Linked DNA regions of Homo sapiens: all the other regions are linked to region 1. Evidence: chromatin loops called from intact Hi-C (ENCODE). Cell type or tissue: sigmoid colon. All regions are shown on one strand. Each heading gives the region's core, and the rest is flanking DNA. Links, peaks and the distances in the headings are about the cores only. Region 1 overlaps GTF2IRD1 (GTF2I repeat domain containing 1). Region 2 has its middle 32 kb from the start of GTF2IRD1. Region 3 overlaps GTF2IRD1 (GTF2I repeat domain containing 1).

Region 1 (9,968 bases), core at 1,678-6,677:
AGCCCCTGCACGGCCAGCAGCCCTGGCTCCCTGAGCAGCCTCTCATAGGGCAGTGGCACCACACTGGCCCTTCCCAGGGCCTCGCCTGTAGGGGAGAGTCCAGGAGAGGGGCCTGGTATGAGAGGGCAGCCAGGCTGGGGTCGGGGCTGCTGTGCCCCAGAGTGGGGGCAGTGCTGAGTGGCTCCCCTTGGTGCGGGGTTCCCATGGACCCCTCATAACTGCAGACTTTGTGCAGAATAACCGCCTGCAGGCTGGGGGTGGGTGGTGTGGACAAGGCCCAATTGTCTGCATCTGGGGGGCTGGGGCTCCCCCACCAAGCAGGTTCCCTGCTGCCCTCCCCGACCAAGCCCCTCTCCACTCTGGGCACCTGGCTGGAGGGGAAATCGGGGACTCAAGGGCCCAGAGGACAGAGCAGAGGCAGACAATCCGGTAGGAGAAAAGAGGGCAGAAGAGACGGAGAAGTGGGGACTTGCATGAGCCAGGCTGCAAGGAAAAAGCTATAAGGGCTGGGCGTGGTGGCTCACGCCTGTCATCCCAGCATTTTGGGAGGCTGAGGAGGGAGGATCACTTGAGGCCAGGAGTTCGAGACCAGCCTGGCCAACATGATGAAACCCCGTCTCTACTAAAAATACAAAAATTAGCTGGGTGTGGTGGTGCATGCCTGTAATCCCAGCTACTTGGGAGGCTGAGGCAGGAGAATCGCTTGAACCCGGGAGGTGGGTTGCAGTGAGCCGCTGCACTCCAGCCTGGGTAACAGAACGAGAATCCATCTCAAAAAAAAAAAAAAAAAAAAAAAGGTGTAGGGAGGAAGGGAGAGAGACCGAGAGGGGGGAGAGAAAGTAAGAAGAAGAGGAAGTGGAGAGGGAGCAAAAATAGGGGATTGAGAAAAAGATGGGAGAGGCTGGGCGTGGTGGCTCACGCCTGTAATCCCAGCACTTTGGGATTACCGAGGCAGGTGGATCACTTGAGGTCAGGAGTTTGAGACCAGCCTGGCCAACATGGTGAAACCCCGTCTCTACTAAAAATATAAAAATTATCCAGGTGTGGTGGCAGGTGCCTGTAATCCCAGCTACTCAGGAGGCTGAGGCAGGAGAATTGCTTGAACCCAGGAGGGGGAGGTTGTAATGAGCCGAGATCATGCCATTGCACTCCAGCCTGGGCAACAGAGTGAAACTTCATCTCAAAACAACAACAACAACAACAACAACAACAACAACAACAAAGACAGGAGAGAGGAGAAAGAGACAGACTGAGAAGACGCAGGAACAAAGATGGGGGCTCGGGGGCACAGAGGAGGGGAGGCAGGCTGGGGACTGAGGACTGGGCACTGGGATATCTGTTGTCACCTCCATGCTACAGCCCCCACCCTGAGCCAGAAAGAGGCCCATCCTCTCATAGCCTCCTTGAATTCTGCCCAAAGTGGACAAGGGGGGCCAGGGCAAGGCGGGCAGGGGCGCGGGGCCCTGCAGCTGGCAAAAGTGTCGACAGAGGCACAGCCAACCATGCGTGGCAAGTCCCCCATCCCAGGGTGGCCAGTGTGACCACCCAGGGCCTCTGGGTACCCCTCCTTCTGACATAAGAACAGCAGAAGTTTCCTCACAGACCTTTGCTCCATAAAACCAAAGGCTACAGTAGGAGAAGGGATAAAGCCAAATCAGAAATGAATGAGGTGGGACCCTGAGCACCAAAGGGACCTGCCCGATGTTTCCCAGGGCGTGTGAAGACCACCACTGGGGCCCTGAGGCCCTCTGCAACCTGACGCTTCCCAAGGGAGGCCAGGTCTCCTCTTCCTGCAGGAAAGACATGGCTGAGCAATCAGCCTTCACTTAGTCATTCAACAAACATTCTCCAAGCACCTGCTGTTGCTGGGCTCTGAACTGTAGGCTGGAGACAGCTAGAAAGGGCAGACACAGCCCCTGACTCTGGAGAGCTCTTGGGCTGGAGAGGGGACAGGGCACTGTGGGTGCCAAGAGAGGGGCCTAAACCCACTGTGAGGGGGCTTCCAGGAGCAGAGCCTCAGTGCCACGCAGGTGTCTGCCAGACACAGGAGGGGAAAGGCAGTCTCAAAAGATGTAACAGCGCGAAGTCCAGGGCATGTGAAATGCACCAGCGAGTGCTGGAGAACTGGAAGTGGTTCTGTAGAGAGGTCAGTAGGGCCCTGTCACCTAGTGGGAGAAGAAGGTGTGGAGGGGATGAGGATGGGTGTGTGGGCCCCTGTGCCATGCTCAGGGTGATGGGGAGCCCCCGAAGGCTGTGGAGAGAAGAGCTTCATTAATGATCAGACTTGTGCTTTGAGAAGATACCCTTGGTTGCAGGGCAGGTGTAGAGAGCTGGTCTGGAAGCAGGGAGACCGTGGCAAGCCTGGGGCTATTTCTAGGCGAGAGGTGGCAGTGACTTGAGCCAGGGCAGGGACAGTAGGGGTGGAGGTTTGGAAAACGGCTGGAGCAGAACTTCTGTGTCTGGGAATGCAGAGATGAGGAAGGGCTGGGGTAGCCAGTAGCCCCATGCCTTGGGGTCCGGCTTTGCCCAGGGCCCATAGTGGGACAGGAGGGGGCCCCCTCTGCTGGGTGGGGACCGAGGCTCCCACCCTCCCTGGGGCCCCCAAATGGAATGAGGAAGGATCTTACTATAAAGAACATCAAACACCTCCTCTACCATCTTCCGCAGAAGGTACACATCTGAGCCATGTTCCAGGGAGGACCGAGGGAGGCTACGGCCTCCACCCTCGCCCCGCTGCACCTTCTTGGGGTGCTCTGCCTCCGGATCCTTCCACGGGGGCCCTCCTGTGGGACACAGAGCACGCGAGGCCACAGTGAGCACCCGTCTCACCACCCGGCCTTCGAGCTGGGATGTCGCTGCCCTGTGCTGAGCTGCGGAGACTGGCACACAATGTGATACACAAGTGAATGAATGAATGAAGAATTAATGAGTGAGCAAGCCCTATTCCAACCACCCCACTGAGGGCCAGGGCTGGTCATCTCAGAGTTCCCAGGGCTGGGCCTCACCTCTGGTCACCTCTAATTTGCTGTGTGACCTTGGGTTAGTCCCTTCTCTCTCTGAGCCTCAGTCTGTGAATGTTCACGGGAGGCCAGCTATTCCAGCTCAGAACTGAGGTTCGATGAATGTTCCATCTGTGTCTTTCTATTTTTTTTTTTTTTTTTTTTTTTGAGACAGAGTCTCGCTCTGTTGCCCAGGCTGGAGTGCAGTGGCACAAGCTTGGCTCACTACAACCTCCACCTCCAGGGTTCAAGTGATTCTCCTGCCTCAGCCTCCCGAGTAGCTGGGATTATAGGCGCCTGCCACCTTACCCAGCTAATTTTTGTATTTTTAGTAGAGATGGGGTCTCACCATGTTGGCCAGGCTGGTCTCGAACTCCTGACCAAAGTGCTGGGATTACAGGTGTGAGCTACCATGCCCGGCCCCATCCATGCCTTTCTGTGCTCTGACACGAACACTGTCTTGACCAATCTATGCCACCGTTTTCTGCTCTGCCGGAGGGAGAGAAAACCCTCCGGCAGAGGGTTGGGAGGCACCCCCCAACCCCTGCTCCAAGGAGGCCGTGGGTTGCAAACAGCAGGTTCATGCCAGGCTGGGCCAGGGTGGGGACCGGAGAGTGTTGGTGGATCCTTGGGGAATGTTCTAGAAGCTGCATTGGAAAGGAGATGAGAGGAGGGGCCTGCGGCCCCCTCCCAGCTTGGAGCCTATTCTCCTCTGGGATCTGCGGAGCTTGAAATAAACCAGCCGAGTTCCTGGTGCTATAAATAGCGGCTCTGCGTGGCTCTAGAAGGCAGGTGCACCGCCTCAGGCTCTGGGCGGCTGGGGTGCCACACGACCTGCTGCTGTCCATTCTACCCGGCCCAGTCCCCCATCCTGGCCCTGGAGAAGGTCTAGGCTCTGAGGGCTGAGGGGGGTGGGGGGCTGGCTGGGGATGCGGCTGCACCCCAGTAATGCTAGGCCCAGCGCTGGGGGATGCCCTTCCCTGAAACAGCTGATCTTAGGGGTGTGAGGTGAATACTAATAATAGTAACAACAGCTGGTGTCTATTGAGTGTGAACCAAGTGCCAGACACTGCCCTAAGTGCTTGCAAGGTACCAATTCGTTTAACCCTCAGACCCACCCGTCCTCCCCTTTCACAGATGAGTGGGTTGAGGCACAGCAGTTGTGGACCCAGGCGGCCCGTTCTCTTAACCTCATGCTATACCATGGTTCTTTTGAGATGGGGACTCACTGTCACCCAGGCTGGAGTGCAGGGGTGCCATCGTAGCTCACTGTAGTCTTGAACTCCCAGGCTCAAGTGATCCTCCTGCCTCAGCCTCTCAAGCAGCTGGGACTACAGGTGTACACCATCAAGCCTGGTTAATTTTTAAATTTTTTGTAGAGACAGAGGCCTTGCTATGTTGCCCAGCCTGGTCTCCAACTCCTGGGCTCAAGTGATCCTCCCATTTCAGCCTCCCGAAGTGCTAGGACTACAGACATGAGCCACTGCACCTGGCCTAAGATGTTAACCCTGACTATAGCCATGACAGTGCCTGCCCCCTCAGGTTGATGTCAGGGTAGGTGAGTTAGCATCAGAAAAGATGCTATGTACAGCAGGCATTCAATAAATCTTATTGGAACATGGCCAGGCATGGCGGCTCACATCTGTAATCCCAGCACTTTGGGAGGCTGAGGTGGGCGGGTCACCTGAGGTCAGGAGTTCGAGACCAGCCTGGCCAACAAGGTGAAACCCCGTCTCTACTAAAAATACAAAATTAGTTGGGCGTGGTGGTAGGTGCCTGTAATCCCAGCTGCTCGGGAAGCTGAGGCAGGAGAATCACTTGAACCTGGGAGGCAGAGGTTGCAGTGAGCCAAAATTGTGCCACTGCACTCCAGCCTGGGTGACAGGGCAAGACTCTGTCTCATTTAAAGAAAAAAAAAATTGTGTTGGCATAAGTGCATTTGGTCCTTGTGTTCAGGAATACATAGTTAAGAGGAAGAACTGAGCAGCAGCCTTGGCCTTGGTGTCCCCATCTGGAAAAGGCAGATGGAAGTGGCTGGCTCTGGCCTACCCTGGGGTTCACCCAGCCAGTCTCTATCAACTCAGGGGCTGCCTCAATAACACCACATCGGGAATCTCAGACAACCTAGCTTGTTAGGTTCACTCCCCACACACCGCCACCCTGGCTAGACAGGGTTGGGGACCCAGAGATGGGCTAGAGCGCCTGCCCTCGGGAAATGGCGGGCCCGGCCCTCCGGAGCCCTGGGGTACTCACGGCAGAACCTGAGGAAGTCTGACTGTAGCTCCTTCCGGGCATTCAGGAACATTCTCCCCTTCTCTGTGCCCACCACAAAGGCGCTCTCATCGTGCACGGCGACACAGGCCACCTCGGCGTTCAGTTTGGACAGCGCTGAGCACTGTGGGAAGGGCAGGCTGTGTGAGCGGAAGGGCTCCCCATACTCCGAACACCTCTAGTATCCACTTCGGGGGTGGGATGTGAGCTCCCAGCTGCCTGAGACCCCAGCAGCAGCTCCAGGGACAGACGGCCCCTCTACTGTTCTTGGTCTCAGATTCTGTAGTGGGACTGAATGAAATGGCCCTGCAGGCATTGGCGATGGGGGGTGGAGGAGGACAAGTGTCCTCTGCTCCTCCCTCCAAGGTCCTCCTCCTTGGGGTAGGCCCCCCTTAGCCCCAGCCCCAGGGACAATGCCGTGCTGGGTTTTCTTGGCCCCTCTCAAGTCCTGGATGAGGAGGAGGTGGGAAGAACTGCAGGACAGGCGGGGACTGGACAGACTGGGGCTGCAATCCCACCTCGGCCACTTCTGCTGTGGGACTTGAGCAAGTCACGTCCCTCCTCTGGGCTCCAGTTTCCACATCTGTTTTGTTTTGTTTTTTGAGACACAGTCTCACTCTGTCGCCCAGGCTGGAGTGCAGTGGCACAATCTTGGTTCACTGCAACCTCTGCCTCCCAGGTTCAAGCGATTCTCCTGCCTCAGCCTCCCGAGTAGCTGGGACTACAGGCGCCCGCCACCACGCCTTGCTAATTTTTGTATTATAAGTAGAGATGGGGTTTCACCATGTTGGCCAGGCTGGTCTCAAACTCCTGACCTCAGGTGATCTGCCCGTCTCAGCCTCCCAAAGTGCTGGGATTACAGGCGTGAGCCACTCTGCGTGGCCAGTTTCCACGTCTATAGAATTGGGGACAAGCAGCCCAGTTCCACAGTGCCACTGGGCTTGGGTATGGGGATTCAATGGTTGGAGGAAAAAGATCTCTAAACTGGGACACCCTATATGGGTATACAGGCAGCTGGCTATCCTCATGGCCCCAGAGTCGAGGTCTGCAGCCCCATAGCCCAGAGGCCTTAATGTAGGGGGTCCCTACAACCAAGACCACCAGCATCTCAGGTCTCTGACCTACCCCACCAGGAAAACCCTGACTGTGAAGCCTGTGGCAGGCAGTTGTGTCTAATAAATGCTGGTTTTCATCTGAGTCAGGTAGTGCTGGCAGCTATAAAGTCTGGCTTCCAAACGCAGTTCTGTGCTGCGTGGCCTGGGACAGGTAACCTCTCTGGGCCATAATCTTGCCTATTGTGCCAGCCCCAGCCTGGAGTCGCTCTGGTTAGGAAGGTGCACGCGGCGTGGGGCCAGGAAGCCTGTCCTCCAGGGTCCCTACTGGAAAATTAAAACACAGGGCATTCATTTTCTTCTAAGATGAAAACAAAAGCTTGCTGTTCCCTTTCTGCGCGGGAACACTGTAGACTATTAACAAAAAATAAAACAAATAAATCCAGCTGTTTCTCATCCATCACAGCTGAAAGAGCTGCTTCATCCCACAGTCACCGCTCAGCTGAAGACGCCGAGACCATGGCAGAAAACTCACCCACCTAAAGGCACCCAGAGCTGGTGGGGAAGAGGATGAGATTGGGGGCGGGTGACGAAGGCACATCCCTTCAGCCCACCCTCCCTACAGGTCACCAAAAGACCCTAGCATTTGGAGGAGGCTGGACTTAAGTTACTGCTAAGCAAATATCATTGTCACCCATAGGGTCCCTCAGGAAACCCTTAAAAGGCCCAGGGACGGGGGAGCCTGTCTTGTTCGCACTGCTAGGATAACTATAGGGTCATGTGCTCCTCCAAGGAGGCTCTGAAACACTCACTAGACCACTGCTGCCAAGTAGAACTTTTTTTTTTTTTTTTTGAGACAAAGTCTTGCTCTGTCACCTAGGCTGGAGTGCAGTGGCACGACCTCGGCTCACTGTAACCTCTGCCTCCCAGGCTCAGGCGATTCTCCTGCCTCGGCCTCCCGAATAGCTAGGACCACAGGCATGCATCACCATGCCTGGCTAATTTTTGTATTTTCAGTAGAGATGGAGTTTCACCATGTTGGCCAGGCTGGTCTCAAACTCCTGGCCTCAAGTGATCTGCCCCACTCAGCCTCTCAGGGTGCTGGGATTATATGCGTGAGCCATTGCGCCTGGCCAACCCAGTGTAACTTTCTATGACTATGAAAACATTCTACCTCTGCACTGTCCAATCCATAGACACCAGCCACTTCTGACTACTGAGCACGTAAAATGAGGCTGGTGCAACTGAACAACTGAGTTGTTTATTTCGTTTTAACGAATTCGAATTTAAATGAATCAGGGGCAGTGGCTCACACCTGTAATCCCAGCACTTTGGGAGGCTGAGGCAGGTGGATCACCTGAGGTCAGGAGTTTGAGACCAGCCTGGCCAACATGGTGAAACCCCGTCTCTACTAAAAATACAAAAAAATTAGCCAGGTGTGGTGGCGCACACCTGTAATCCCAGCTACTCCAGAGGCTGAGGCAGGAGAATCACTTGAGCCCAGGAGGCGGAGGTTGCAGTGAGCCAAGATCGCGCCATTGCACTCCAGCCTGGGTGACAGAGCAAAACCCTATCTCCAAAAAAAAAAAAAAAAATTGCAAATAGCCACATGTCACTAGTGGCCATGGCATCGCCCATCACTGCCCACATCAGCCACACCTCCATCAATGCCAAGCTCACAGTACTTTGGGACACAGGGCTGAGCTCCTGGGGCCCCCTCCTCATGAAAGTCACTCTGCATAGGGGAGGGGTCATCATGGAGAGAGTGTGGCACCCAGCCCCTTTTCCAGGGGTGTCTCCCACCGCTGCCCCAAACACCACTTAAGCAGCCCTTGAGCCACCTACAGCAGGAACAGCTTGAAGGAGGTCCTTTATTTTTCGGGGAGACTTTGTACCCAGAAGTTCGCTCTAAAAACTGGTCTTGCTGGGCCAGGCGCAGTGGCTCACGCCTGTAATCCCAGCACTTTGAGAGGCTGAGGTGGGCGGATCACGAGGTCAAGAGATTGTGACCATCCTGGCCAACATGGTGAAACCCGGTCTCTACTAAAAGTACAAAAATTATCTGGCCACGTGTGGTGGTGGGGGCCTGTAGTCCCAGCTACTGGGGAGGCTGAGGCAGGAGAATTGCTTGAACCTGGGAGGCGGAGGTTGCAGTGAGTCGAGATCACACCACTGCACTCCAGCCTGGCGACAGAGCGAAACTCCGTCTCAAAAACAAAACAAAACAAAACAAAACAAAACTGGTCATGCTGTGTGACTTTGGGCAAGGTACTACCCTCTCTGTGCTTCATCATCCTAAAATGCAGGAGCGCAGCTAACTGATGTTAGACAGATTTTTAATTTTATTTTTATTTAAAAAAATTTTTTTAATTGAGAGAGTCTCCTCTGTTGCCCAGGCTGAAGTGCAGTGGCACGATCTCGGTTCGCTGCAACCTCTGCCTCCCAGGTTCAAGCAATTCTCCTGCCTCATCCTCCTGAGTAGGCAGGATTACAGGAATGTGCCACCATGCCAGTCTAATTTTTTTATTTTTATTTATTTTTTTTTGAGACGGAGTCCCCCTCTGTTGCCCAGGCGGGAGTGCAGTGGTGCTATCTCTTCTCACTGCAACCTCCACTTCCAGGGTTCAAGTGATTCTCCTGCCTCAGCCTCCCGAGTAGCTGGGATTACAGGCATGTGCCACCAGGCCCAGCTAATTTTTATATTTTTACTAGAGATGGGATTTTGCCATGTTGGCCAGGCTGGTCTCGAACTCCTGACCCCAAATGATCCACCCGCCTCGGCCCCTAAAAGTGCTGGGATTACTTGCGTGAGCCACCGTGCTGGGCCAGATTTTTTTTTTTAACACTTCCATCACAGAACTTCCCCCCAGGAAAAGGCTAGAGGAAAATGGTATTATGATGTCCTCATTTGGGATAAATTGTTATAGGTCTAGGTATGTAGGCAATAGCGCCAGGGGAGTGATGTATTATACAAAGCTCGGTTTCTCTCTTCCTGCCCGAGATGCAGTTAGAACTCTTGCTTTAACGTTGGGGATTACATCTTTCTAGTGAATGGCTCCCCACACATTATCCCCCAGGTCACCTGCTAGGAGATAGGCATGTGGTTCATCCCAGGGACAAAGTGGGAATGGCAAGAGGGGTGAAGGGACAAGGGGACGAGGGCGGAGAGCCAGTGTTTATTCCAGGGCTAGATTTTTTTTTTTTTTTTTTTAAGACGGAGTCTTGCCCTGTCACCCAGGCTGGAGTACAATGGCACGACCTCGGCTCACTGCAACCTCCACCTCCCAGGTTCAAGCAATTCTCCTGCCTCAGCCTCCCAAGTAGCTGGGATTACAGGCGCATGCCACCACGCCCAGCTAATTTTTTGTATCTTTAGTAGAGATGGGGTTTCACCATGTTGGCCAGGCTAGTCTCGAACCACTGACCTAGTGATCCACCGACCCCGGCCTCCCAAAGTGCTAGGATTACAGGCATGAGCCACTGTGCCCGGCCCCAGGGCTAGATTTTTATGTACTGGATCTCGCTGAAGTCTCACATCTCACACCCTTGATGCAGGCATCGTGGCCCTAGCTGCAGTCAGATAAACTGAGGTTCAGGTCAGTGAAAGCTCCTTCGAGTAGCTGAGGTAGGACTTGAGCTACAAGGC
Region 2 (9,968 bases), core at 1,831-6,830, 92 kb after region 1:
TAAATACAAAAAAAATTAGCCAGGCGTGGTGGTGCGTGCCTGTAGTCCCAGCTACTCAGGAGGCTGAGGCAGGAGAATTGCTTGAACCTGGGAGGCAGAGGTTGCAGTGAGCCTAGATTGCGCCACTGTACTCTAGCCGGGGCAACAGAGTGAGACACTGTCTCAAAAAAAAAAAAAAGAAAGTTGATGTAGCTGTCCCGGTGACCTTTGCCTCTCTGGGCCTCCGTTTCCCTATCAGTGAATTAAGGGGGCTGGGTGGTGTGATCACTACAGAGCTTTGCTCACTTCTGGCTCAGAAACCACACATGATCTCCTTAGCCCCACAACAAATGTGTAAGGGTAAAGTGCATGATGAGCACATTTAACAGATGAGGACATGGAGACTCAGAGAAGGGGAGACATTTGCCCAAGGCCATTCAGGGCTTCAGTGCTGGAATTAGACCTGGTCCCTGTATCTCACACAGCAGGATCATGTAGGCTTTACGAGCTCCTGGAGTATTTGGGGAAAGCAGATCCTCACGGGAGTACAAGAAGAGGAAAAGTGGGGCAAGCCAGGGCCATGGTCCCTGAGGGCTGGGGCCACCAGGAAACATTTCCATTCTGTTCTCCAGATGTCAGCCTCAACCTGCCTCCTCCAGGAAGTCATCCTAGATTTCTTGCTTCTCTGAGCTACTTCCTCCCTTCCTGTCTCCATTGACCACATGACTTGAGCCTCTCAGATGGTTCCCTTCTCCTAGGAAGCTCCCATCTCCCTCCCTGGACTGTGGCTTCATCAAGAGTTAGTATGGAGGCTGGGCGCAGTGGCTCACGCCTGTAATCCCAGCACTTTGGGAAGCCAAGGTGGGAGGATTGCTTGAGCCCAGGAGTTCCAGACCAGCCTGGGCAACATAGCGAGACCCTCATCTCAATTAAAAGAAAAAAAAAAAAAGAAGTTGCCGGGCACGGCAGCTCACTCCTGTAATCCCAGCACTTTGGGAGGCCGAGGCGGGTAGATCGCTTGAGGTCAGGAGTTCGCGACCAGCCTGGCCAACATGGTGAAACCCCGTCTCTACAAAAAAAATCAGCTGGGCATGGTGATGCATGCCTGTAATCTCAGCTACTCGGGAGGCTGAGGCACAAGAATTGCTTGAACTTGAGAGGTGGAGTTTGCAGTGAGCTGAGATCGAGCCACTGCACTCCAGCCTGGGTGACAAAGTGAGACTCCGTTTCAAGAAAAAAAACAAAAAAGAGTTAGGATGGACTTCCTTCCTTCCTTCCTTCCTTCCTTTCCTCCCTTCCTTCCTTCTTCCTCCCTCCCTCCTTCCCTCTTTCCCTCCCTCCCTCTTTTTTTTCTTCTCTCTCTCTCTTTTTCTTGACAAAGTCTTGCTCTGTCACCCAGGCTGTAGTGCAGTGGTGCAATCTCAGCTCACTGCAGCCTCGACCTCCTAGGTTCAAGTGATCCTCCCACCTCGGCCTCCCAAGTAGCTGGGACTAGTGGTGGACATCACCATGCACACCTAATTTTTTATTTTTTGTAGATACGGGTCTCACTATGTTGCCCAGGCTGGTCTCAAACTCCAGGCCTCAAGTGATCCTCTCACTTTGGCCTCCCAAAGTGCTTGGATGACAGGTTTAAGCCATTGCACCCAGCCATGTCCCTTTCTTTCTCAGCCCCTGTGCCTCCTAGTCCCATATGTGGCCTGGCACAGAGCTGGGCAAACAGGACTGGCTGTCCCTGAATACCTGCATTTCCTTTTTTAAAAAAATTATTATTATCATTATTATTATTTAGATACAGGGTCTTGCTATGTTGCCCAGGCTGGTGTCAAACTCCTGAACTCAAGCGATCCTCCCATCTCAGCCTCCCAAAGTGCTGGGATTACAGATTATAGGGGGACCTTAATAACTCCACATGTGCTGGACACAGGCATGATGCCTGGCCAGTGGGCGCTGACACAGGTCACCTTTCCTCAGCAGGGCTGGGCACTCCCAGAGGGCAGGGACTGTGTTGTCTTCCCTATGTGACCCACGACTCCTTCCCCGGGAGTTCCCTGTGTGGGGCTGAAGTGACTGTTGGTGCTCCATAAGGCACCTGGGGATCTGAAGTCACTTTGCTTCTGAGGTCCATGTCTCCGCTAGCATCACATAGAGCACCTGCTTCGGGCAGGGCACAGTGGCAGACCCTGGGCACAGAGGAAACAGATCTGTTCTCTCGGAGGGAGTCTGGCTGAATGCCGGGGGAACCTCAACCACTGGGGGGTGGAGTTGCCAACCAAACACATCCCAGCTACAAGCCTGAGGCATCCCGTCCCCAGCCTCATGGAGGATTCCCAGCCAGACCCATCCCCAGCTGCCCCCAAAGTTCACCTGCTCATAAACGCACTCTTTATGATTGTTTGTTTTTGTTTTTTTTGAGACAGAGTCTCACTCTGTCGGCCAGGCTGGAGTGCAGTGGCACAGTCTAGGCTCACTGCAACCTCCGTCTCCCTGGTTCAAGTAATTCTCCTGCCTCAGCCTCCTGAGTAGCTGGGATTACAGGCACCCACCACCATGCCCAGCTAATTTTTGTATTTTCAGTAGAGATGGGATTTCACCATGTTAGCCAGGCTGGTCTCAAACTCCTGACCTCAGGTGATCCAACTGCCTCGGCCCTCCCAAAGTGCTGGGATTACAGGCACGAGCCACCATGCCCAGCCCATAAACCCCACTCTTTATTTTTATTTATTATTATTATTATTATTTTTGAGATGGAGTCTTGCTCTGTCGCCCAGGCTTGGCACGATCTCGGCTCACAGCAGCCTCTGCCTCCCGGGTTCAAGCGATTCTCCTGCCTCAGCCTCCCAAGTAGCTGGGATTACAGGCATGCACCATTAGGCCCGGCTAATTTTTTGTATTTGTAGTAGAGATGGGGTTTCACCATGTTGACCAGGCTGGTCTCAAATTCCTGACCTCAGACGATCTGCCCACATTGGCCTCCCAATGTACTGGGATTACAGGCATGAGCCACTGTGCCCAGCCTTTATTTTTTTTTAATTTTTATTTATTACTATTACTATTTTTTGAGACAGGGTCTCACTCTGCCACCCGGGCTGGAGTGCAGTGGCGTGATCACAGCTCACTGTAGCCTCAACCTCCCAGGCTGAGGCGATCCTCCTGTCTCAGCCTCCTGAGTGGCTGGGACCACAGGTGTGAGCCACCACACCCAGGTAATTTTTAAAATTTTTAATAGAGATGGGTTCTCACTGTGTTGCCCAGGCTGGTCTTGAACTCCTGAGCTCAAACGAATTCTCCCGCCTCGGCCTCCCAAAGTGCAGGGATTACAGGTGTGAGCCACCGTGCTTGGTCATAAATGCCCCCTTTAGTGGCTTCTTCCCCATCCCACTCCTCACAGGTGTCCTGGGATCACCTCCCAAACCACGGCACCCAAATTCTCTGGCTCTGCTTTTGGGGAATCCAAACCAAGATGGCAGAATTTCCTATTTCTCTGAGAACAGCAAACTTGAACGGGGTTTTGGAGAGGTGGATTCGTCACAGTTTGCCACGGAATGTCACACTTCTCCTTGAATAGGGAGCCGAGTGGCTGCTCTGAGCCACTCAACACACTGCCCAGTCCTTCTCTCCCTTTACCTCTGCCCTTTCTTCTCCAAAGCCCTCCCTCAGCCAGCTGCAGTGGCTCATGCCTCTAATCCCAGCTACTCGGGAGGCTGAGGTGGGAAGATTGCCTGGGGCCAGGCATTTGAGACCAGCCTGGACAACAGAACAAGACCCCATATCTACAGGAAGTTAAAAAATTATAAGGCCGGGCGTGGTGGCTCACACCTGTAATGCCAGCACTTTGGGAGGCTGAGGTGGGTGGATCACGAGGTCAAGAGATCAAGACCGTCCTAGCCAACATGGTGAAACCCTGTCTCTACTAAAAATGTGAAAATTAGATGGGCGTGGTGGCGTGCACCTGTAGTCCCAGCTACTCGGGAGGCTGAGGCAGAAGAGTCGCTTGAACCTGAGAGTCGGAGGTCGCAGTGAGCCAAGACTGCGCCACTGCACTCCAGCCTGACAACAGAGCCCACCTTGGCCTGTTATACATATAACTTTTTTTTTCATAGAGACCAGGGTCTTGCTATGTCTCCCAGGCTGGCTTTGAACTCCTGGGCTCAAACAATCCTCCCACCTCAGCCTCCCAAAACACTGGGATTACAGGCATGAGCCACAGCACCTGGCCAAAAAATTTAAAAATTAGCTGTGTGTGGTGGTGTGTGCTTGTAGTCCCAGCTACTCAAGAGGCTGAGGCAGGAGGATCGCTTAAGCCCGGGAGGTCGAGGCTGCAGAGTGATGATTACACCACAGTACTCAAGCCTGGCGACAGAGTGAGAGCCTGTCTCTAAAAAAAAACAAAAACAACAACAACAACACACAAACAGGGGTGGCCACATAGAGTTTTGTGAGGATTGAATGAATGCCTGGAAGATTAAAAAGTAATCACTGAGAAAAAAAAGGACTTTCAGGCTCAGGATATGAAAGAGCCAGGCCAAGCATGGTGGCTCACGGCTGTAATCCCAGCACTTTGGGAGGCCAAGGAGGGCGGATCACTTGAGGTCAGGAGTTGGAGCCCAGCCTGGCCAACATGGTGAAACCCCACCTCTACTAACAATACAAAAATCAGCTGGGCGTGGTGGCGCATGCCTGTATTCTCAGCTATGTGGGAGGCTGAGGCAGGAGAATTGCTTGAACCCAGGAGGCAGAGGTTGCAGTGAGCCAAGATCACTCCACTGCACTCCAGCATGGGCGATGGAGTGAGACTGTGTCTCAAAAAAAAAAAAAAAAAAAAAGCCAGCAAAGATTTAAAATCAAGAGTTTTCTTTATAATCATGAAAAATAGTTCAGATAAAAGAAATTAAAAGACTAGCAGCACCAATAAGATGAATACCTTATAAATGAGAGGGCTAATGTGTATTACAAAGTTAAAATCAGCAAATACAAAATTAAAATGAAAAGCTATGAAGTTGGTCTTAAAAGTTACTCTCCACAAGAGATAAAAGTTAAGAGGTTTAAAATAATGATAAAGTGACAAAATAAATGTGATTTAAGAAGATAGATGATCAATGCCTCAGGTCTGGGATTAAAAGATTAAAAATACAAACATTAAAGACGTAAGTCTGAGAAGATGGAGATGACCACCCAGGAGACAGAGAGACGGTGCAGAGAAGGGGACCGCAGATGAAGAACTGGCATTAGGGAGAAAGAATATCTTGTTTCTTTTCTTTTCTTCTTTTTTCTTTAAGAAGATACTGGGGGTCAGGCAGGGCGTGATGGCTCGTGCCTGTAATCCCAGCACTTTGGGAGGCCGAGACAGGGGGATCACGAGGTCAAGGGATTGAGACCATCTTGGCCAACATGGTGAAACCCTGTCTCTACTAAAAATACAAAAAAATTAGCTGGGTGTGGTGGCGCACACCTGTAGTCCCAGCTACTCAGGAGGCTGAGGCAGGAGAATCAGTTGATCTCAGGAGGCAGAGGTTGCAGTGAGCCGAGGGCCAAGGTCACGCCACTGCACTCCAGCCTGGCGACAGAGCAAGACTCTGTCCAAAAAATCCCCAAAAAGATACAGTGTCTCACTATGTTGCCCAGACTGATCTCCAGCTCCTGGGCTCAAGTGAGCCTCCTGCTTCAGCCTCCCAGAGTGCTAGGATTACAGGCATGAGCCACCGCACCTGGCCCATATTTATTTTCTGAACAAGAGATAAACTTTCAAGTAAAGAGGACTGAAATAAAAGAAAGAAAGAAGGAAGGAAAGAAAGAACAAACGAAAGAAAGAAAGAAAGAAAGAAAGAAAGAAAGAAAGAAAGAAAGAAAGAAAGAAAAACAGCTTTATTTATTTATTTATTATTTATTTATTTGAGACAGGGTCTCGCTCTGTCATCCAGGCTGGAGGGCAGTGGCATGATCATGGCTCACTGCAGCCTCGGCCTCCTGGACTCAGGTGATCCTCCCACGTCAGCCTCCCCAGTAGCTGGGATTACAGACATGTGCCGCCATGCCTGGGGTTTCACCATGTTGCCCAGGCTGGTCTCGAACTCCTAAGCTCAAGCAATCCTCCCGCCTCGACCTCCCAAAGTGCCAGATTACAGGTGTGAGCCACCATGTCCAGTACAGAAAAGTTGTTTTAAAGAAAACAATTCTGGGTGGATCACCTGAGGTTAGGAGTTGAGACCAGCCTAACCAACATGGTGAAACCCTGACTCTACTAAAAATACAAAATTAGCTGGGCGTGGTGGCGCATGCCTGTAATCCCAGCTACTTGGGAGGCTGAGGCAGGAGAATCGCTTGAACACGGGAAGCAGAGGTTGCAGTGAACAGAGATTGCGCCACTGCACTCCAGCTTGGGTGACAGAGCGGGACTCCACTTCAAAATAAAGAAGGAAAAAGAAAGAAAGAAAAAGAGATAAAGGAAGGGAGGAAAGAGAAAGAAAGAAAGAGAGAGAAAGAGAGAAAGAAAGAGAAAGAAGAAAGAGAAAGAAAGAAGGAAGGAAAGAAAAAGAAAGAAAAAAGAAAGAAAGAAAGGAAAGAAAGAAAAAGAAAGAAAGAAGGAAAGAAAGAAAGTGGGTGGGCAGAAAGGAAGGAGGCAGGGAGGGAGGAGGGAAGGAAGAAGAGAAGGAGGGAGGGAGGGAAGGAGGGAGGGAGGGAAGGAGGGAGGGAGGGAAGGAAGGAAGGAAATCAATTAATTAATAGAGTTACTAAAAAATATTGAATAAATAAATGAAGAAAACTATAGCCAAAAGCTTGAACATTTCGGATCAAGATGGTCAAATAAACTCAAATTACAAAAAAAAAAAAAAAAAAACAAAAATGAGGACAATTAGATGACTTGGAAAGGGTACAGAAAGAGGACAGTTTGTCAGGATGCGGGGGCAACCTGGCAGTGTCTGGAGCTCTGGGAGAGCAGTTGAGGTGGAGTGCAAGATTGAAGATGGAAGTTTGTGCAGTGGTGGAATTGATCAATCCGTCTGACAGCCACTCGTGGGCACCTGTGTGCCACGCCCTGGGCTGAGAGTCAGAGATGTGGGGGTGGCAGTGGTGGCTCATGCCTGTAATCCCAGCAATCTAGGAGGCTGAGACAGGCCAATCGTTTGAGCCCAAGAGTTCGAGACCAGCCTGGGCAACATGGCAAAACCCCATCTCTCTAAAAATACAAACAATTAGCTGGGCATGGTGGTGCACACCTGTAGTCCCAGCTACTTGGAAGGCTGAGGCAGGAGGACGGCTTGAGCCCAGAGATGAAGGCTGCAGTGAGCTGATTGCACCACTGCACTCCAGCCTGGGCAACAGAGTGAGACTCTGTCACACACACACAAGGAAAAAAACACACAAAAATTTCAGTTAGGAGGACTAAGTTCAAGAGATCCAAGTACAACATGGTGGCTATCCTTGATAACAATGTGTTCTAAACTTGCAAAGTACCAAGACAGTGGATTTTAAGCGTTCTCAGCACACTCCCCACAAAAAGACAAATGAGGTAATGCATATGCTAATTAGCTTGATGTAGCTGGTCCACACTTTATACATATTTCAAAACATCATATTGCACACCATAAATAGATACAATTTTTGTCAATTTAAAAAAAGAGGTTAGAGATATGTTGCGGTGCACACAGAGCACTCCCCTCTAGGGAGAGAGGTGTGAATCAAGTCCCCGATGGGCGCGTCTCTGCAGGCCGTGAAGAAAAAGTGTGTGTGTGTGCATGTGTGTATGTGTGCACAAGTGTGGATGTATATGCATGTATATGCGTGTGTGTATGTGTATGTGTATGTATATTGTTTGTGTGTATATATGTGCATGTTTGTGTATGTGAGTATACATCTCTTTGTGTGTAACGTGTGTATGTGCGTGTGTACCTGTGTACATGTGTATATGTGTACATGTATGTGTGTCTGTGTGTATGTGTATTTGTCCGTGTGTACATGTGTCTGTAGTGTTTGTGTGTCTGTGTATGTACGTGTTTGTGTATGTGTATGAGTTTTTGTGTATGTGTACGTATTTGTGTGTGTCTGTGTACGTGTCTATAGTGTTTGTGTATGTATGTGTTTGTGTATGTATATGTGTATGCATGTGTGTACGTGTGTACATGTATGTGTGTACGTGTGTGCATGTTTATATGTGTCTCTGTGTGCGTGTATATATATATGATGTGTACATGTATGTGTGTCTCTGTGTATGTGTGTATGTATCTGTGTGTGTGTGCCCATGCATGTGTGTGGGTCACTTGGAAAGGCCTGGGGGTGTGGGGTTGGAGGCAGGATCTGAGGCCTGAGCTGGGGGTGGGGGACAGGGCCCAGAGTGTGATGAATATGATGGACCCCAGGCTGCGGACCCGGTGCGGGGCTGTGAAGGTGCTCCTGGTGAACTCCAGGCTTGGGGCTGCTGGGAAACCGAGGCACAGCTGTGCGTGGGGCCAGCTGGAAATTGTGGCAGCGGGAGAGGGTGGCTGGGAGGGGGTCTAGACGGGGCTGGAGCCACCCTGGAGGCAGCAAGTCCTTCCCTTTGCTGGTAGCTCCAGAGAAAGGGCCCACAGCCTTACCCAAGGTTCCAGAGAAGCTTCTAGAAGTGAGCATCCTGGTTATTCGTCCTATACCATGTTCCTTCTGAATTTACACTGGACCCCAACTTCAGTCTCAAAACACTTCCCAGCCTCTCTTGGGGAGTGGGAGCGGGACCAGGGTGACTGCCCAGCTGAGGTTGGCAAGGGGGACGTGATGGGAGGGTTCAGGACTGAGAAAGTAGGCCAGGGTCAGCTCTGTGGAGGGAGCCCAGCCTGCGGGGAGGGGAGGCAGTGCTGTGCGGGAGGAGGGAGGCCAGGACAGTCCTGGCCCGGCACGGTCCCAGAGAGGGAATGAATGTCCACGCCCTGGCCGGCCTCTCTCCCAGGGATGGAAGTGTGGACACACACGGATACTCACAGAGAGGCCTGAACCAAGTCTGGGAGGCAACAGGGACAGGGAGCTCTGGGACTAGGAGCCGGGACACCTGGGTCCCCGTTGTTGCTCCCACGTGCAAAGCTGGCCTGTGTCTCCAGCCTTGCAGCCCTAAAGCCCAGTCTGGACAGAGGGTGGAATGGACAAGCCGCAGTGAGAGGGCCGAGGGTGACACCTGCTGGTAAATGGGAGGCATCACAGGCAAGACTTGGCTGGTGGGTCTCTTGCCGCCCAGGGGTGCGTGGTGTCACCCACCCTCCAGCCTCCCCTCCTGTTCTTCACCCCAGGACCCCACAAAAGGAGAAGGCAAATGTTTCCCGATCAGACCTGGAGGGTTTGATCAATGTCTCCCTCTCAGGCAGAGCAAAGAGAAGTGGGGCAAGAGAAGTCCCAGTTTATTTTTTTGAGACGGGGTCTTGCTCTGTCATCCAGGCTGGAGTGCAGCGGGGCTCACTGCAACCTCCGCCTCCTGGGCTCAAGCCATTCTCCTGCCTCAGCCAACCAAGTAGCTGGGATTACAGGCGCCTGCCGCCACGCCCGGCTAATTTTTGTATTTTTAGTAGAGATGGGTTTTCACCCTGTTAGCCAGGCTGGTCTAGAACTCCTGACCTCAAATGATCTGCCTGCCTTGGCCTCCCAAAGTGCTGGAATTACAGGCATGAGCCACTGTGCCTGGCTAATTTTTGTATGTTTAGTAGAGACAGGGTTTCACCATGTTGGCCAGGCTGGTCTCAAATTCCTGACCTCAGGTGATCTGCCCTCCTCGGCCTCCCAAAGTGCTGGGATTACAGGCGTGAGCCACCGCGCCTGGCCTAGAAGTCCCGGTTTCTGAGCTTCCCTCAACATGAGACAGACACTGTGTTGGAGGGGGAGGGTTGCAGCAGTGGTTGTCGCCATAACCCCATGCCATGGAGATGCCTTCCAAAGGCCAGTACTGTGAACCTTGGGGCGGAAGGGTCATGAGGACACCCCGCCCCCTGCTTCAGACCACACTGGTTCAATCCCCACCCCCAAAACACTGA
Region 3 (9,968 bases), core at 3,031-8,030, 74 kb before region 1:
AACTCCTGACCTCAGGTGATTCACCCACCTCGGCCTCCCAAAGTGCTGGGATTACAGGCGTGAGCCACCACGCCTGGCCGTTTTCCTGCATTTTCTAGTTGTTACTTCAGGGGGTGAACTGTCTGTGGGAGAAAGGAAACCTCCACTTTTTGATTTTGAACAATTTGTTTTTTTTTGACACACGCAAATATTATCGTAATTTTAAAAAAACATGTAGGCCAGGCACAGTGGCTCATGTTTGTAATCCCAGTACTTTGGGAGGCCAAGGTGGGCGGATCACTTAAGGTCAGGAGTTCCAGACCAGCCTGGCCAACATGGTGAAAACCTGTCTCTACAAAAATACAAAAATTAGCCAGGTGTGGTGGCGGGCACCTGTGATCCCAGCTATTTGGGAGGCTGAGGCACAAGAATTGCTTGAATCCAAGAGGCAGAGGTTACAGTGAGCCAAGATGACGGCACTGCACTCCAGCCAGGGCGACAGAGCAAGACCTCATCTCAAAAAAACGAAGAAACAAAACACATAATATAACATTGAAGGCGGGCCGGGTACGGTGGCTCAAGCTTGTAATCCCAGCACTTTAGGAGGCTGAGGTGGGCAGATCACCTGAGGTCGGGAGTTCGAGACCAGCCTGACCAACGTGGAGAAACCCTGTCTCTATTAAAAATACAAAATTAGCTGGGGTGGTGGCACATGCCTGTAATCCCAGCTACTCGGGAGGGTGAGGCAGGAGAATTGCTTGAATCTGGGAGGTGGAGGTTGCAGTGAGCTGAGATCGTGCCATTGCACTCTAGCCTGAGTAACAAGAGCAAAACTCCATCTTAAAAAAAAAAAAGAAAGAAAGAAATACACCACAGGCCAGGTGTGGTGGCTGACCCCCATAATCCCAGCACTTTGAAAGGCCGACATGGGAGGATGGCTTGAGCCCAGGAGTTCGAGACTAGCCTGTGCAATACAAAAAAAAAGGGGGGGCTGGGTGTGGTGACTCATGCCTGTAATCCCAGCACTTTGGGAGGCTGAGGTAGGTGGATCACCTGAGGTCAGGAGTTTGAGACCAGCCTGACCAATATGGTGAAACCCCATCTCTACTAAAAATACAAAAAAAAAATTAGCCAGGTGTGGTAGCGTGTGCCTGTAGTGCCAGCTACTTGAGAGACTGAGACAGGAGAATTGCTTGAACCTGGGCGGTGGAGGTTGCAGTGAGCTGAGATCACACCACTGCATTCCAGCCTGTGTGACAGAACGAGAGTCCATCTCAAAAAGAAAGTAATAATATATTAATAAAATAATAATTTAAAAATATAAAGAAATGCATCACAGTGTTGACTTTCAGTAGGAGAGTTACAGCTATCTTCTTTTCTTCTATCTTTTTGTATTTTCCAGGTTGCTGTGTGTATTATTCTGAAAATAATCAAATAATCTATTGTATTAAAAAAAAAAAACTGGGCCACCCAGGTTTGGGTGTGGTGGCTCACACCTGTAACCTCAGCACTTTGGGAGGCCGAGGTGGGAGGATCACTTGAGCTTAGGAGTTCAAGACCAGCCTGGGCAATACAGTGAGACCCTGTTGAGGCTGCACTGGGCCATGATCATACCTCTGTACTCCTGCCTGGGCAACAGAGTGAGACCCTGTCTCAAAACAAAAACCAAAACCCAAAAGATTGTAAGGATATACGGTATAATAGTAATAATGCAGGCTGGGTGCAGTGGCTCACGCCTGTAATCCCAGCACTTTGGGAGGCTGAGGCGGGCAGATCACTTCAGGTCAGGAGTTCGAGACCAGCCTGGCCAACATGGTGAAACTCCATCTCTACCAAAAAAATACAAAAATTAGCCGGTGTGATGGTGCACACCTGTAATCCCAGCTACTTGGGAGGCTGAGGCACGAGAATCGGTTGAACTCAGGAGGTGAAGCGTGCAGTGAGCTGAGATCGTGCCACTGCACTCCAGACTGGGTGACAGAGCAAGACTCTGTCTCAAAAAAAAAAAAAAAAAAAAAAGAGAATCACTGAGACTATGGAATTATAATTATTCTAAAATATATAATAAATATTCATATTTAAATAAACATATTTATATTTAAATGTTAAAAATCAGAATTGTATAGTCAGAAAAAGTCAAATTTAATTAAAACATGTTTTGTTTTTTCCCCAGAGAACAAATGTAATATCTAAAAAATAATCTTTAAAAATAAGTAAATGTCCATGACTGTTGAAGTTGTATGTTTCAGGAGAAAGAGGCAGGAACTATTACAGTACACCTGGGTCTGGATCCCAGCTGACCCACCGTGACCTTGACTTTCACCCTCCCCATGGCCTCGCCCTCTCTGTTCCCCGTTCCAGAGGCCGGGCACTCACTGGAGCTGGTTAATGATGACCATGCGGACATGCTCTCGGGCCTTCAGGATCTTCTCCAGCCGGTGGATGTCGTACGTGTTGGGGTTCCGGAAGGGGATGTCATCAGGCAGACCCGTGACCTCCACGGCGTCTGGGCTGTCCCGGATTAGTTTATAAGGGACCAGCACCGGCCGGTTCAGGCCCAGGGCCTCACCTAGAGGGCACAGGAAGTCACAGTGAGGAAAGATGTCTCCTGTCAATGGCAAAGCCCTCTAGGGAAAGGGCTGGAGTCTGGGCTGCCCTAGCCCAGCAGCCATCACACCCAGAGAGTTTAAAAATCAAGACCCTGGTGGGGCGCAGTGGCTCACGCCTGTAATCCCAGCACTTTGGGAGGCTGAGGCAGGAGGATCACGAGGTCAGGAGATCGAGACCATCGTGGCTAACTCGGTAAAACCTCGTCTCTACTAAAAAAATACAAAAAAATTAGCCGGGCGTGGTGGCGGGCACCTGTAGTCCCAGCTACTCGTGAGGCTGAGGCAGGAGAATGACGTGAACCCAGGAGGTGGAGCTTGCAGTGAGTGGAGATCCCGCCACTGCACTCCAGCCTGGGCGACAGAGTGAGACTCTGTCTCCAAAAAAAAAAAAATCAAGACCTACAGGCTGGGCATGGTGGCTCACACCTGTAATCCTGGCACTTTGGGAGGCCAAGGCAGGAGGATCGCTTGAACCCAGAAGATCAAGACCAGTCTGGGCAACATAGTGAAACCTTGTCTCTACTAAAAATAGAAAAATTAGCCGGGAGTGTTGGCGCATGCTTGTAGTCCCAGCTACTTGGGAGGCTGAGGCAGGAGGATCACCTAAGCCCAGGAGGTGAAGGCTGCAGTGAGCGGAGATACGCCACTGTACTCCAGCTTGGGCAACAGAGTGAGACCCTGTTTAAAAAAAAAAAATCAACATACACAAAACGTGGGTCATGGGCAGAGCAGCCATGTCACCAGGGAGCAGGCAGCCAGCTGGGGGCTCCTGAAAGCCAGGCTGGCTGCAGAGGGAGGCCCCCCACCACCCCCGGGAGGAGGGCTTGGTGTGCTGACCCTGACCACAGGCACTGACCGTATTTCTCGTTGAAGAGTTCCTTCACCTGCTCCCGCAGGATCACCTTCTCCCCGAGTCTGTTGGCGTCATCTTCATCTACAAGAGGAAGACAAGGGGGCATGAGAGTTGGCACCAGCTTAGCCACTGGACCTGCTGCTTCTCCCACCAGGCGTCCCTGATCTGCCAAAACATTACATTCTCTGCAGGGCCGACCCACTCCTATATAGCTGTTTTTTTTTTTTTCCTTTTGAGACAGAGTCTCGCTCTGTTGCCCAGGCTGGAGTGCAGTGGCGTGATCTCAGCTCACTGCAACCTCTGCCTTCTGGGTTCAAGCGAATTCTCCTGCCTCACCATCCCAAGTAGCTGGGATCACAGGCACGTGCCACCATGCCCAGCTAATTTTTGTATTTTTAGTAGAGATGGGGTTTCACCATGTTGCCCAGGCTGGTCTCAAACTCCTGGCTCAGGTGATCCACCCGCCTCAGCCTCCCAAAGTGCTGGGATTACAGGTGTGAGCCACTGTGCCTGGCTGCAGCTGGTTTCTAGCATCAGTTATTGGTCTGTCCCTCCATCCATTTTTCTTTTTTTGAGACACGGTCTTGCTCTGTCACCCAGGCTGGAAGGCAGCAGTGGATCATAGATAGCTCACGGCAGCCTCCAACTCCCAGGCTCAAGTGATCCTCCCACCTCAGCCTCCTGAGTAGCTGGGAATAAAGATGTGTGCCACCATGCCTAATTTTTTAAAGTTTTTGTACAGATGGAGTCTCGCTATGTTTCCCAGGCTGAAGTGATCCTCTTGCTGGCCTCAAGTGATCCTCTTGCTTTGCCCTCCCAAAGTTCAGGAATTACAGATGTGAGCCACGGTGGCCAGCCCATCCCACATTTTTTTATCAGTGTCCCCAGCACAGGCCCTGTGTTGGGCACAAAACAACCTAAAGAGAAGAGGCAGGGCTGCTTCCCTGAGGGGCTCCCAGCCAGAGGGGGTGTCATCTGGTCACTAAAGTACAACAGGACACACTTAGGAGACAAGGGGCATGAATGAGGGTGCCCACCCTCTGTGGGCAAGTCTGGGGAGACCTCCCCCAAGAGAGAAGGATGCTTGAATGGGCTCTCAAGGCCTGACATGGTGGCTCATGCCTATAATCCCAGCACTTTGGGAGGCAGAGGCAGGCAGATTACTTGAGGCCAGGAGTTCGAGACCATTCTGGCCAACATGGTGAAACCCCGTCTGTACTAAAAATACAAAAAGATTAGCTGGGCATGTGGCGGGCACCTGTAGTCCCAGCTACTCAGGAGGGTGAGGTAGGAGAATCACTTGAGCCTGGAAGGTGGAGGTTGCAGTGAGCAGAGATCACGTCACTGCAGTCCAGCCCGGGAGACAGAGACCTGTCTCAAACAAAAATGAAAACAAACAAACAAACAAAAAATGGGCTCCAAAAAGGCAGGTAGGAGTTTGTGAAGGACGGAGTGGCAGTGGGAAGCCACCAGGACAGAAGGACCAGCCATGCATAGGCACTCAAGCGTGAAAGATCTTGTGTTGGCTGGGTGCGGTGGCTCACGCCTGTAACCCCAGCACTGAGGGAGGCTGAGATTGGCAGATCACCAGAGGTCAGGAGTTTGAGACCACCCTGGCCAACATAGCGAAACCCCGTCTCTACTAAAAATACAAAAATTAGCCGAGTGTGGTGGCGGGCACCTGTAATCCCAACTACTCAAGAGATTGAGACAGGAGAACTGCTTGAACCCAGGAGGCGGAGGTTGCAGTGAGCTGAGATCGCGCCACTGCACTCCAGCCTGGGCAACAAGAGCGAAACTCCGTCTCAAAAAAAAAAAAAAAAAAGAAAAGAAAAGAAAAAAAGAAAAAGATCCCATGTCCTGGAAGTGGCTGAACTTTGGGGTGGTACAGGGGAGATGACTGATGGGCCTAGTGGGGTCCATGCACAGGGGCCGGTGTCACTGTGCTGGGCTGTTGGAAATCCCCTGACCGCTCGCTGACCAAGGTCTGTGAATGGGAAACAGACCGTGTCTGGGAGTGTGGGGGCCGTGCATTCTCCCTGCTCACTGCCCAGGTAACCGTCACGGCCTATCTGCTGCTTGAGCCCTGGTGTGCTCTGCTCTCCCCTCCCTGTAGCCTAGAGGAGCTGCTGGAGTCAGTTAGCCCTGGAGATGGGGCCTGAGCTGGGCTGTAAGGCTGAGTGGGGGTTGGGCTGGAGATGGGGTCTGGGGCAGAGCTCTGCAGCAGCCTGTGGGCTTGTGCCAGGGTTGAGGACGGGGCTGGGATTGCAGGAAGGGTGGTTTGCATGTCCAACAGGAAATCTCCTCTCTGAGAAGCGTGGGGTCACATGGGCTGGGCCTCTTGGGGCAGGCGGGTTCGGTAAGGGTGAGATGTTGTGGGGTGGAGCTAGACGCAGGCAGGGAGCCAGGGCCGGATGATTCAGGGCAGAGCAGACTGATGGGTCTTTGGAGCAAAATGACTCCTGTTTTTTTTTCTTTTTGTTTTTCCAAGACAGAGTCTCACTCTGTTGCCCAGGCTGGAGTGCAGTGGCACGGTCTCGGTTCGCTGCAACCTCTGCCTCCCAGGTTCAAGCCATTCTCCTGCGTCAGCCTCCTGAGAGCTGGGACTACAGGCGCCTGCCACAACGTCCGGTTAATTTTTGTATATTTAGTAGAGATGGGGTTTTGCCATATTGGCCAGGGTGGTCTCAAACTCCTGAGCTCAGGTGATCTGCCTGCCTCGGTCTCCCAAAGTGCTGGGATTACAGGCGTGAGCCACTGTGCCCAGCCTGACTCCTGTTTTTTGAGACAGGGTCTCACCCTGTTTCCCAGGTTGGAGTACAGTGGTGCCATCATAGCTCACTGCAGCCTTGAACTCTTTGGCTCAAGCAATCCTCCCCACTCAGCCTCTCAAGTAGCTGGGGCTCCAGGCATGAATCACCATGCCAGACTAAGTTTTTTTAAAATTTTTTGTAGAGAGAGTCTCTCTCTGTTGCACAGGCTGTTCTCGAACTCCTAAGCTCAAGCGATCCTCCTGTCCGCAGCCTCCGAAAGTGCTGGGATTACAGTTGTGAGCCACTGTGTCTGGCTCTTTTAATCTTGAAAACTCTGGGAAGAGCTCACTTCTGTTTAGGAGGCTGCCTTGGGAACTGCATCTCCTGGCGTGGTGCTCTGTGCTGCTTAGAGTCTGCTGACCCCGTCTGGGTGGCTTGGCCTCCCGTGCGCAAGCTGCCAGAATGGAGGCCCTGTTCCCCATGTGGGGGTTGCCCCAAAGAGCAGGGAGCTTCCCACAGGACAGAGGCTGGGCACCTGCTTGGCCTGGTTCCTCCTTTTCCCAGGGCTCCAACACCCACCACCTCAGGTCCTCCCAAACCCTGCAGGTCCCTGGCCTGGTCCGTCCACACCCACACTCAGCAATCTCTGCACATCTCTGAGTTGCTGATCTGTCTTCAGGCACGGCCCGCCAGCCCCCCTGCGTGCCCAGAGACACTGCAAACATCAGCCATTCCAGACAACGTCCTCCTCCCGTGTCCCTATCTCGTGGAGTAATGCCTCTAATTCAGCCACACAAAGACCCCACGCTCCACATCCCCTAGAACCCTCGTCTTCTCCTGTGACCCAACACGGGCCTTCCTTTCAGGACTAGGATGTGGGAAGAATCAAGGCCACCCTTGTCCAAATCCATGCAGACAACAGTGATGGAGTCCTGGGCCCAAGGACCAGCTCCTAGAGCCTGCAGGGAAGCAACAGCACATTCCATCTGTCCCCATGCCACTGAGGAATCTTTGGTGGCAGGATTCTCAGCAGGCATGGCCATGCATGCACAGAACAGAGAAAGGATGGCCTGGATCACACACATCACTGTGTGCAGATGCTTTCCTAGACACTGCAGCCAAAGACACAGAGGCTCAGAGAGGTAAAGAAACTTGCCCAAGGTCACACAGCCTCTAAGCACCAGGAGTACTCTGTGTCAACCCCAAAGCCCTGGTCTTTCCACTCTACCATGAGCCCTGGGTTTCCTGAGGTCTCAGATTCCTCTACAGTTTCTTTCTTTTTCTTTTTTTTTTTGGAAGAGTCTTGCTCTGTCACCCAGGCTGGACTGGAGTGCAGTGGTGCGATCTTGGCTCACTGCAACCTCTGCCTGCTGGGTTCAAGTGATTCTCCTGCCTCAGCCTCTCGAGTATCTGGGATTACAGGCACCCACCATCACACCTGGCTGATTTTTGTATTTTTAGTAGAGATGGGGTTTCACCATGTTACTCAGGCTGGTCTCCAACTCCTGGCCTCAGGTGATTCGCCCACCTCGGCCTCCCAAAGTGCTGGGATTACAGACGTGAACCACCATGCCCAGGCTCCCCTACAGTAGCTGTAGAAAGAAGGCTTAATCTTTAAGATAGTTTCCTCTAATCTGTTGCTCTCAGCCCACAATGCCACACCTCTGTCTTCTCCTGTGTCGGGACAGAGCGAGACTCAAAGTCAGAGCTCTACGAAACCTGCAGGACAGAAAGAAGCTTAGCAGGCCTCTCAAAGACGAGGCCCAGACCGGGCACGGTGACTCACGCCTATAATCCCAGCACTCTCAGAGGCCGAGGCAGGTGGATCACTTGAGGTCAGGAGTTCCAGACCAGCCTGGCCAACATGGTGAAACCCCGTCTCTACTAAAAATACAAAAAATTAGCTGGGCGTGGTGGTGCATGCCTGTAATCCCAGTTACTCAGGAGGCTGAAGCAGGAGAATCCCTTGAACTGGGAGGTGGAGGTTGCAGTGAGCTGAGATTGCGCCACTGCACTCCAGCCTAGGCGACAGAGCAAGACTCCGTCTCAAAAAAAAAAAAAAAAAAAACACCAAACAGGCTGGGCGCGGTGGCTCACATCTGTAATCCCAGCACTTTGGGAGGCCGAGGTGGGTGGATCACCTGAGCTCAGAAGTTCGAGACCAGCCTGTCCAACGTGGTGAAACCCCGTCTCAACTAAAAGTACAAAATTTAGCCAGGCGTGGTGGCAGGTGCCTGTAATCCCAGCTACTCCGGGGGCGGAGGCAGGAGAATCGCTTAAACCTGGGAGGCGGAGGTTACAGAGAGCCAAGATCGCGCCATCGTACTCCAGCCTGGGGGACAAGAGCGAGACTTCATCTCAAAACAACAACAACACACAAAAAACCCAAACAAACAAAAAACATGGGACCCCAAACTTACTATGCCAAAGGGAAATGTTAAGCTTGGGAACTGAGTCACGCAATAGCCTTTTGTTCCTAAACAGATGGCTGCAAGATAGAAGGCCACCTAGCTCCCCTGGTGGCCTCCCTCACCCTGGCCATGTAAATTCACAGCTTATCTTCACAGGCAGGGGACAAAGATAAGAATAGAAATCATTGCTCTGTCTACCCAAGACAAATGCCTATATGACTTCCTCTACTCTATTTACTTTATCTTATGTAAAAGGCAGATTTACTGAGCACAGGATAAATACATCATTAACTATTCCTCTTCCCCCTTTATTTTTTTATTTTTCGAGACAGAGTCTCCCTGTTTTCCAGGCTGGAGTGCAGTGGCATGATTTTGGCTCACTGCAACCTCCGCCTACCGGGTTCGAGTGATTCTCGTGCCTCAGCCTCCAGAGTAGCTGGGATTACAGGTACCCGCCACCACACCTGGCTAATTTTTTGTATTTTTAGTAGAGATGGGGTTTTGTTATGCTGCCCAGGCCAGTCTCGAACTCCTGACCTCAGGTGATCCACCTGGCTTGGCCTCCCAAAGTGCTGTGAGCCACCGTACCCAGGCCCTCTTTCCCCTTTAAATACCAAAGTCCTCAAAACTCTGGAAAAAAGCACAGGCCACAGACCCTATTGCAGCTTGAGTCTCTTTTTCCTGGCTGTGTCCTCCCCCATGGCAAAATAAATCTTTAAATTGATTGAGACCTGTTTCAGGCACTTTTGGTTTACATGGCCCACGGGGGTCTATAGCAGGGATCCTGACCCAGCTGGGAGTCAGGGAGGACTTCCCAGAGGAGGTGACCACCACACGGGGCCCAAAGCTCCAAGGATGTGGGCTCATCTGCACGCTGGGGCTCATCACACGGACCTCCAAGGCAGTTGTGAGCGGTGAGTAAGACACAAGGAAACTTGTAGTATCCTGTGATTTCAGGTGCTCAACATGCTTTAGCCAATCAGGAAACTTCCCCTCTTCCTTCCAAGTCTTGCCTGGTCTGGGAAGAAGTGCAACCCTAAACCAGGCTGCAGCTAACCAGGAGTGACACTACGGGGCAGTCGATAGGATACTATGGCAATTCTATATGGGGCACAGGTCCCAGGCGGTGGACCAGAAGTGGTGGGAGTGTGCATGTCAGGAAAGTGGGGCCGGGCTGGCTGAGGGGGCTGGCAGTTTGGGGAGGCGTCCTGACCACCTCTGGAGTGTGGGAGGGGTGGAGTGGGGCTAAATGCCTTTGTCAATAACACCAAGAACTGGCCGGATGTAGTGGCTCACGCCTGTAATCCCAGCAATTTGGGAGACTGAGGCCACGAGTTTGCAACCAGCCTGGGCAACATGGCAA

The links. A loop is a pair of places that touch in the nucleus more often than their neighbours do. Peaks named below come from ENCODE experiments on the same cell type or tissue, not always from the same donor. Only the 100,000 strongest peaks of a DNase experiment are listed, where the experiment ranks them.
Region 2: it touches region 1 in a loop (2.4-fold over the local background); 2 of 110 quality-filtered maps call a loop at or near these places.
Region 3: a loop joins it to region 1, with 2.0 times the contacts of the local background. A loop is called at or near these places in 3 of 110 quality-filtered maps.

The regions. Positions count from the first base shown.
Region 1 is chr7:74,508,256-74,518,223 of GRCh38, reverse strand. GTF2IRD1 (GTF2I repeat domain containing 1) reads right to left here. Exons shown (of 27, transcript NM_005685.4): 3 at 5,253-5,394; 4 at 2,628-2,783; 5 at 1-85. Among named protein-coding and RNA genes, the nearest start is that of WBSCR23, 19 kb to the left of the region's middle. In sigmoid colon, for the core only: no CTCF peak of the experiment used is centred there; a DNase peak (open chromatin) is centred at 3,803.
Region 2 is chr7:74,416,724-74,426,691 of GRCh38, reverse strand. No RefSeq gene overlaps it. Among named protein-coding and RNA genes, the nearest start is that of GTF2IRD1, 32 kb to the left of the region's middle. RefSeq lists a silencer at 9,067-9,196. In sigmoid colon, for the core only: no CTCF peak of the experiment used is centred there; no DNase peak of the experiment used is centred there.
Region 3 is chr7:74,583,405-74,593,372 of GRCh38, reverse strand. It overlaps GTF2IRD1 (GTF2I repeat domain containing 1), which reads right to left. Exons shown (of 27, transcript NM_005685.4): 23 at 3,445-3,522; 24 at 2,356-2,548. Among named protein-coding and RNA genes, the nearest start is that of MIR10525, 7.6 kb to the left of the region's middle. RefSeq lists enhancers at 5,290-5,449, 5,470-5,519, 4,999-5,585, 5,586-6,173. In sigmoid colon, for the core only: no CTCF peak of the experiment used is centred there; DNase peaks (open chromatin) are centred at 5,812 and 6,599; H3K27ac peaks cover 791 bases.